Regions from separate parts of the Homo sapiens genome. Here region 1 is linked to region 2. The links are chromatin contacts, found by Hi-C or POLR2A ChIA-PET in ENCODE. All regions are on one chromosome and are shown on one strand. Each heading gives the region's core, a stretch centred on a gene start or an enhancer-like site at or near the end of the contact. The rest is flanking DNA. Distances are from core to core; before and after follow the strand shown.

Region 1 (2,850 bases), core at 75-2,574, 220 kb after region 2:
TCCCAAGTAGCTGGAACTACAGGCATGCCACCACACCAGGCTAATTTTTTATTTTTATTTTTTTGTAGTGATGAGGTCTCACTATGTTGCCCAGGCTAGTCTCGAACTCCTAAGCTCCAGCGATCCTCCCATCTCAGCCTCCCAAAGTGCTAGGATTACAAGTGTGAGCCCCTGCAACTGGCTGAGAATTTTTTTAGTGAATTTTAGAGATACTTGGAGGCTATTCTCCTAGCCATTGCCAGGCTCTCTCAATCCCCACAGGTGTCCAGGCAAGACATCAAAAACAAGTCAAAAAAAACCATGGCTGATCTTTTTAACCTCTTCCAAATTCAGTCTAATTGCCATCATTCTTGTTCTATAAAATTGATAGATCAGGTATTTGTCCAGTCTCATAGGATTTAAATCTATCTTTCATTGCTGTAAAGACAAAGTAATGCAATTATAATTAAATAAAGAAGTTGTATTTGTACCATCCTTACTGGTTGATAAAACATCTTTATGGTTTACAAAGCATTTTTCATTTAATTAAAAGAACATTAAATATTCATTCAACAAACACTTTTTGACACCTCCCCCCATGGATATCCCTGGTGCCTAGCACAGTACTTGACATATAAAGAATAAGATACATTCTGTACCCTCAGGAAGTCCAGAGTCAAGTGGATGAGAAAAACAAGTCAACAATTATTACAATAAGATAAAAGTGCAATTGAGAAATATGAAAGTATAGTGGTAGGCAGAAGAAGGAAAATAGACATATTAAGAATTCAAAGTTCAAAATGGTATTGCGGGTCCAATTTACTTATAAGTGTCTAGGCTACAAGGATGTCTAAGTATACATGCATAGATAGAAACATAATAAAATGGTTTTGATGGTGGTGGCAAGGCTGAGCGTAGCCACTATTGTGGGGGAACGGCTGCTGGTGATAAAGGTGATGATGACGGTGGGTTTCAGAAGACAGGGATATTTATTGGGTGATCGGAATTGGTATCCTTTCTTGCTACAGTACCAATTCTCAACCATCCCTGAGACCTCTCTCTTCATACATTCCAGTGGTTCACCATAGAGGTAATATCCATCCAGCCACAGCAACAACAGCCACAAAATGTTAGCAGCAATGGCCTATTTGGTAACAAACCATGTGGAATTGCTGACAGCCTGTGGTCACTTAGAGATGCACCCAAATGCCAAGAAATCAAAAACGAAGCCCTCTGCTCAAACCTGCCTTAGATTAGTTGAGGGCCATTTGCCTGACCAGGAGAAACAACGATAACTTTGAGGAGGGTGAGAAAGCCAGGAAGGGGAGGAAGAAACTAAACATGAATTGAAAGCAGATGACACAAGCCCCTGGCTCATATAACCCTGCAAGAAAGAGCATGAAACACGTTTCTTGCAGAAGGATGATTATCAGAAAGAAAAAAAAAAGATTGCAATAAATCCTAACCAAAACCAACAAAAGAAAATGTTGGACAGTTTGTTGGATAAATATTCAGTAAGGCTGATCCAACTCACTGAGTTGTTATAAAGAACAGCTAATAAAAAAAGATTGTCAAGGACACTGCAAACATAGAAGAACTAACCAATAATAAGAACATTAATAATAAGGGAGGACCTAGGAATAAAACCAATTCAATCAAGACCTACAATGTTGAGCAACTAGCACAGAAATAAAGAAAACAGATATGACTGTCTGGAGGTGGTCCAAACAAACAAGAACCAAAACCACTTTTTTGCTCTTAATTTTTAAAAGAAGACAAGTTTACAGGGTATACGACTATAAATAAATATTAGCCAACGGGCTCTTGCTTTTCCCTAGAGACAGCTCCCTTGGAAACGACTTCCTGGATGGAGAGGGTAAGGAAGTTGAAGTCTCTTACTCTCCTCCCCAGAGCTCAGGGTCCATGACAGGAAGACTTCCCTCCCTAGTCTGACAATTTGGGATTGGAAAAAAAACGCTGGAAGGAATCCAAAGCTGTGGTTCATTTCATTCTTTCATTCTCTGCTTTCGCCAAATGCTGACAATTACAAACAAATGTTTTCTTCACAAATACTTTCTTCTAGATGAACATTCTGCTCATTTTGGTTGCTTATGTATAAATGGCTTGAGAAACACTTTCTAAATCCCCAAGGTGACAGAATTTCCACGTAATGATAATGATTATTTAATATCATCATCACAATGGGCTGCCTGGGCAAATGAAATGCTTGCTGGGTCTAAAGCATTCACTCAAGTGAGGTAAATTAACGCTTTCCAGGGTACCAGATTTCCCGTTGGGACCCTAAAGAAGATAACTCATTACTCAGGCATTCTCTACCCCCAACACTGCTGTCTACCAGCAAGTTCTTCAGTTGCTTTAAACTGTCAGGCTTCTCAGCCAGTGCAGGGAAGTCCAAGAGAGATAAGAATACGCTGAAAAGGTCCACACTAGGTGGATATTTTTAGTCATCTGAAGACAGTCCAGGAGTTATAATCATCATAATAACCCATGTGACGCAGCTCATCTTCCTTCTCAAAGCACTTACAACATGTTAATCATCCCCTTTGATCCTCACAATAATCCCTGAGGTATGCAAAGCAGGTATTATTATAGTCAGCACCTGGCTATAGTAGCGAGAAGGACATAGACAAATGATATGGAGGTAAGCCTCAGAGACACAGAAAAGCAAGACAGGGTGTAGCAGGAAGAGGGAGCAGGCCCCAAAACCACTAGCATCAAAAGCAGTGAGGGTTTGGGACCAGGGTCCCTATGGAGTCAAACCGCATATTAGCACATGGAGACAGAAACATGACGAGGCTTGAGGGTCTCATTGGGTAGACTGAGTTTAAAAGATGATCTAGTGATGATTTA
Region 2 (2,752 bases), core at 217-2,716:
CTCAGAGGGTTCTGGTAAAAATTAAATAAGACAATACAAAGACCTTAGGATAACACCTGCTATACACTAAAAAACACTAGCTAAAAATTATCATCATCATTAATAGTATTAATATTTGACCCATGATCAGGCTGCAAATGACCACCAGTGGCTCTGATAGTGACCGTCCTTTTAGCAGGTAAGAATAAAAGACTGGCTGGCATTTCATAGAAAGATCTAGAAAGCAATGCCGTTTCAGTTTGCATGTCATAGAAGCAACTCCTCTTCAGCCTATATGTCATGTTTTCTGTTTTATTTCTCTCGTTTTCTTATACCAGCAAATTGTCATCTGCTCCCGATGTTTATCCCCTATTTAAAGACACAGTAGCAGTTTGTGAAGCCAGCAGTTCTCTGCCAATGCTGTCACACACACTCCTGTTCCCCCCAGGTCTGTGGCTCTGAAGGCCTGATCTTCAACAAGCAGTGACACAAAACCACTACTGTTCCATCCAGAGGGAGTTGCTGCTGTGCAGCGCATGTTACAGGATCAAGCCCCAAGTGAGGAACATAAGAGAAATCATAGAAGGCAAGTAAAATAGAAATGTGTTCCTCATGCAAACACTCCAAGCAATTAAAAATAAAATGAAGGAAAGCATGAACTAAAATAGAAAACTGTAGTGATGGAACACTTTTGAAATCAAAGATCGTGCTTCTTTCCTTACTCTCTGGAACTCTAAATCATTACTTAGGTGAATTTATGTCTGTTTTCAACATTTCTGTTAAACACGACAAAGAGCTGGACCCTAGTTGCTGGTTGCCAGGCAGGCTACACCCCAGAAGGTCAGAATGCATAATTAATCCACGGGAGGCTGCAGGAGATTTGTTATCTGGGAGCCTTTAGGTTCCCCATGCACAGACTTCTGCATGCCAGAGCAGGTTGCACCTAATAAAGTTTTCAAGGTGATTCTGACTTTCTTCACCACTCCTCACCCCCAGCTTCCTCCTAGGCATTTCCAGCCTACTTATCCCAATATTTCAGGAAAGGCACGATCTCCTTCAAACACCACACCCTCTCCTCAAACATTATCTGCAGAAACAAATTTGAAATTACATTATAAATTACATCACCACTTTGTGCAGATTACAGACCCAGACAACAATTTCCCACATGGGCCAAGGTGATCCAGGGAGCCTGGAGTACCAGTCTGTCCAAATTGGAAGGGGGCAAGACCTCTTGGTGAGCAGATGCTCTGCCCAGCAGATCTAGGAATTCTGTTTCATTTTTAATTTTTTTGCCTTTAAAAATGCAGATAGGAATATCAGACCTAGAAGTTTTCTGTGCTGCACAATTTATGCCAGCTCATTACCTCCTGCTAGACTCCAAGGCTTTGTAACGGAAATTGGCTCTGATTTCTGAGATGGGCATTACATCATAGTCTTCTTTTAGCACATTATGTCATCCCTGCTGAGGCGCATTATCTAGGGTTGGCTCAGCAGTAGCGATTTTTGTGGGCCGACTGCAGTGTTCCAAAAGAACTGCTGGGAACCACAGATTGAAATCTGAAACATTTATCTTCTAAAAAGCTGAAAAGGGGGAAAGATGTTCACACTGGACCCCATTTATTTTCCTTAACCCTCTCCTGTCTCAGCTCCCTTTATGTTACATTGCAGCAAATGCCCATAAACAATATGCTGAGTCCGTGCAGGAATGATCATTTTGAGGTAACCACCATTAAGGATGCCTAAAATATTGCTCCCTAGAAAGGGCTGATATATCTGATACTTGCCATGGTTGTATCTCAGGGCATGTTACAAAATGCTTAAAAGATATCACCTGGCACTCATATTGATAACATAGAACTTCTTAAATCTTGGGTTAAGAAAAGAATTTCTTTTCATGATCAGTCTATAAATGCATGTGAATGAAAACTATATGTACACATATATACATGCTTATCCTTCTGACCGTGTTGCAGCAACAAAGGCAAACTTCTAGAAGGTTTATATGAGAAATAATTTTTACGCAGGAAACTGAGCTGATATTATCTCTTCTCACTTCAACCATGAAATTAGAAGCCCATTTTGTATCTCTCCATCCTAGGCAGGATTAGAAACCATTGCACAGAGGGAATAGACAGGTGCTTTTAGGATAAAGCAAAGATATTCCCAAACCCCAGAGAATCCCAATACCTCTCTCATCACAAAAGCATAATTATAAAAAAAAAAAGTCTCAAAATACCAAAAGGAAATGGGATACATTCAACCATGACTAAAGTACAATTCATCCCTTATACACCAACTAATGAGATTCATTGGGTGGGGAATAAGTGCTGGGGGAGGGGCTAGAATGAAGGGCATGATGTTCCTTTCCTCCACCCATCTATGTGCAACTTTTTCACTCATTTTTAAATAGTGAGTATTTTCATGTTGTCACTTTTTGTAGCTCTAAAATGGTAGCCACATTCAAGCAAACAACCTCATAATTAAATTGGAGATGAGTAAAGTTATCATTTGGCCCAGCCTAAGAGTCTAGCCTTGTTCCTATTCCAATTAAAATGATTTTTCATCATGTTCAATTCTAGTGTACCCCTGCCATGGGTCATAAAGCAAGATGGCAGTCTTCATTCTTTTACTCAGTCCATGGCAAGGCCCTGTGAGCAGTCCCTGCATTCAAAAAGGAGTTGGGACCACTGGCCCCGCGCTCAAGGTAAAAAGTTACTTGAGTGACATTTTGCATCCTACTGACTCCCCATCTTCTTTCATATTTCATACC

The links. A loop is a pair of places that touch in the nucleus more often than their neighbours do. ChIA-PET counts read pairs that join two places held with the same protein, here RNA polymerase II (POLR2A). Pooled maps may share reads with other maps.
Region 1: a map of heart left ventricle shows a loop between it and region 2 (3-fold over the local background). The contact joins two enhancer-like sites. A Hi-C loop is called at or near these places in 3 of 168 maps with a recorded cell type or tissue (heart left ventricle, left cardiac atrium and psoas muscle) and 8 of 50 pooled maps. POLR2A ChIA-PET finds 5 or more read pairs at or near these places in 1 of 52 experiments (OCI-LY7).

What each region holds. Positions count from the first base shown.
Region 1 is chr5:68,952,152-68,955,001 of GRCh38, forward strand. No RefSeq gene overlaps it. Among named protein-coding and RNA genes, the nearest start is that of LINC02198, 76 kb to the right of the region's middle. Within about 2 kb of position 1,325, at least 2 of the 41 ENCODE cell types and tissues checked have a DNase peak (open chromatin) inside an H3K27ac peak, as active enhancers do.
Region 2 is chr5:68,729,470-68,732,221 of GRCh38, forward strand. All of the region lies in intron 2 of LOC105379013 (a long non-coding RNA gene), which reads right to left. Among named protein-coding and RNA genes, the nearest start is that of LINC02198, 300 kb to the right of the region's middle. Within about 2 kb of position 1,467, at least 6 of the 41 ENCODE cell types and tissues checked have a DNase peak (open chromatin) inside an H3K27ac peak, as active enhancers do.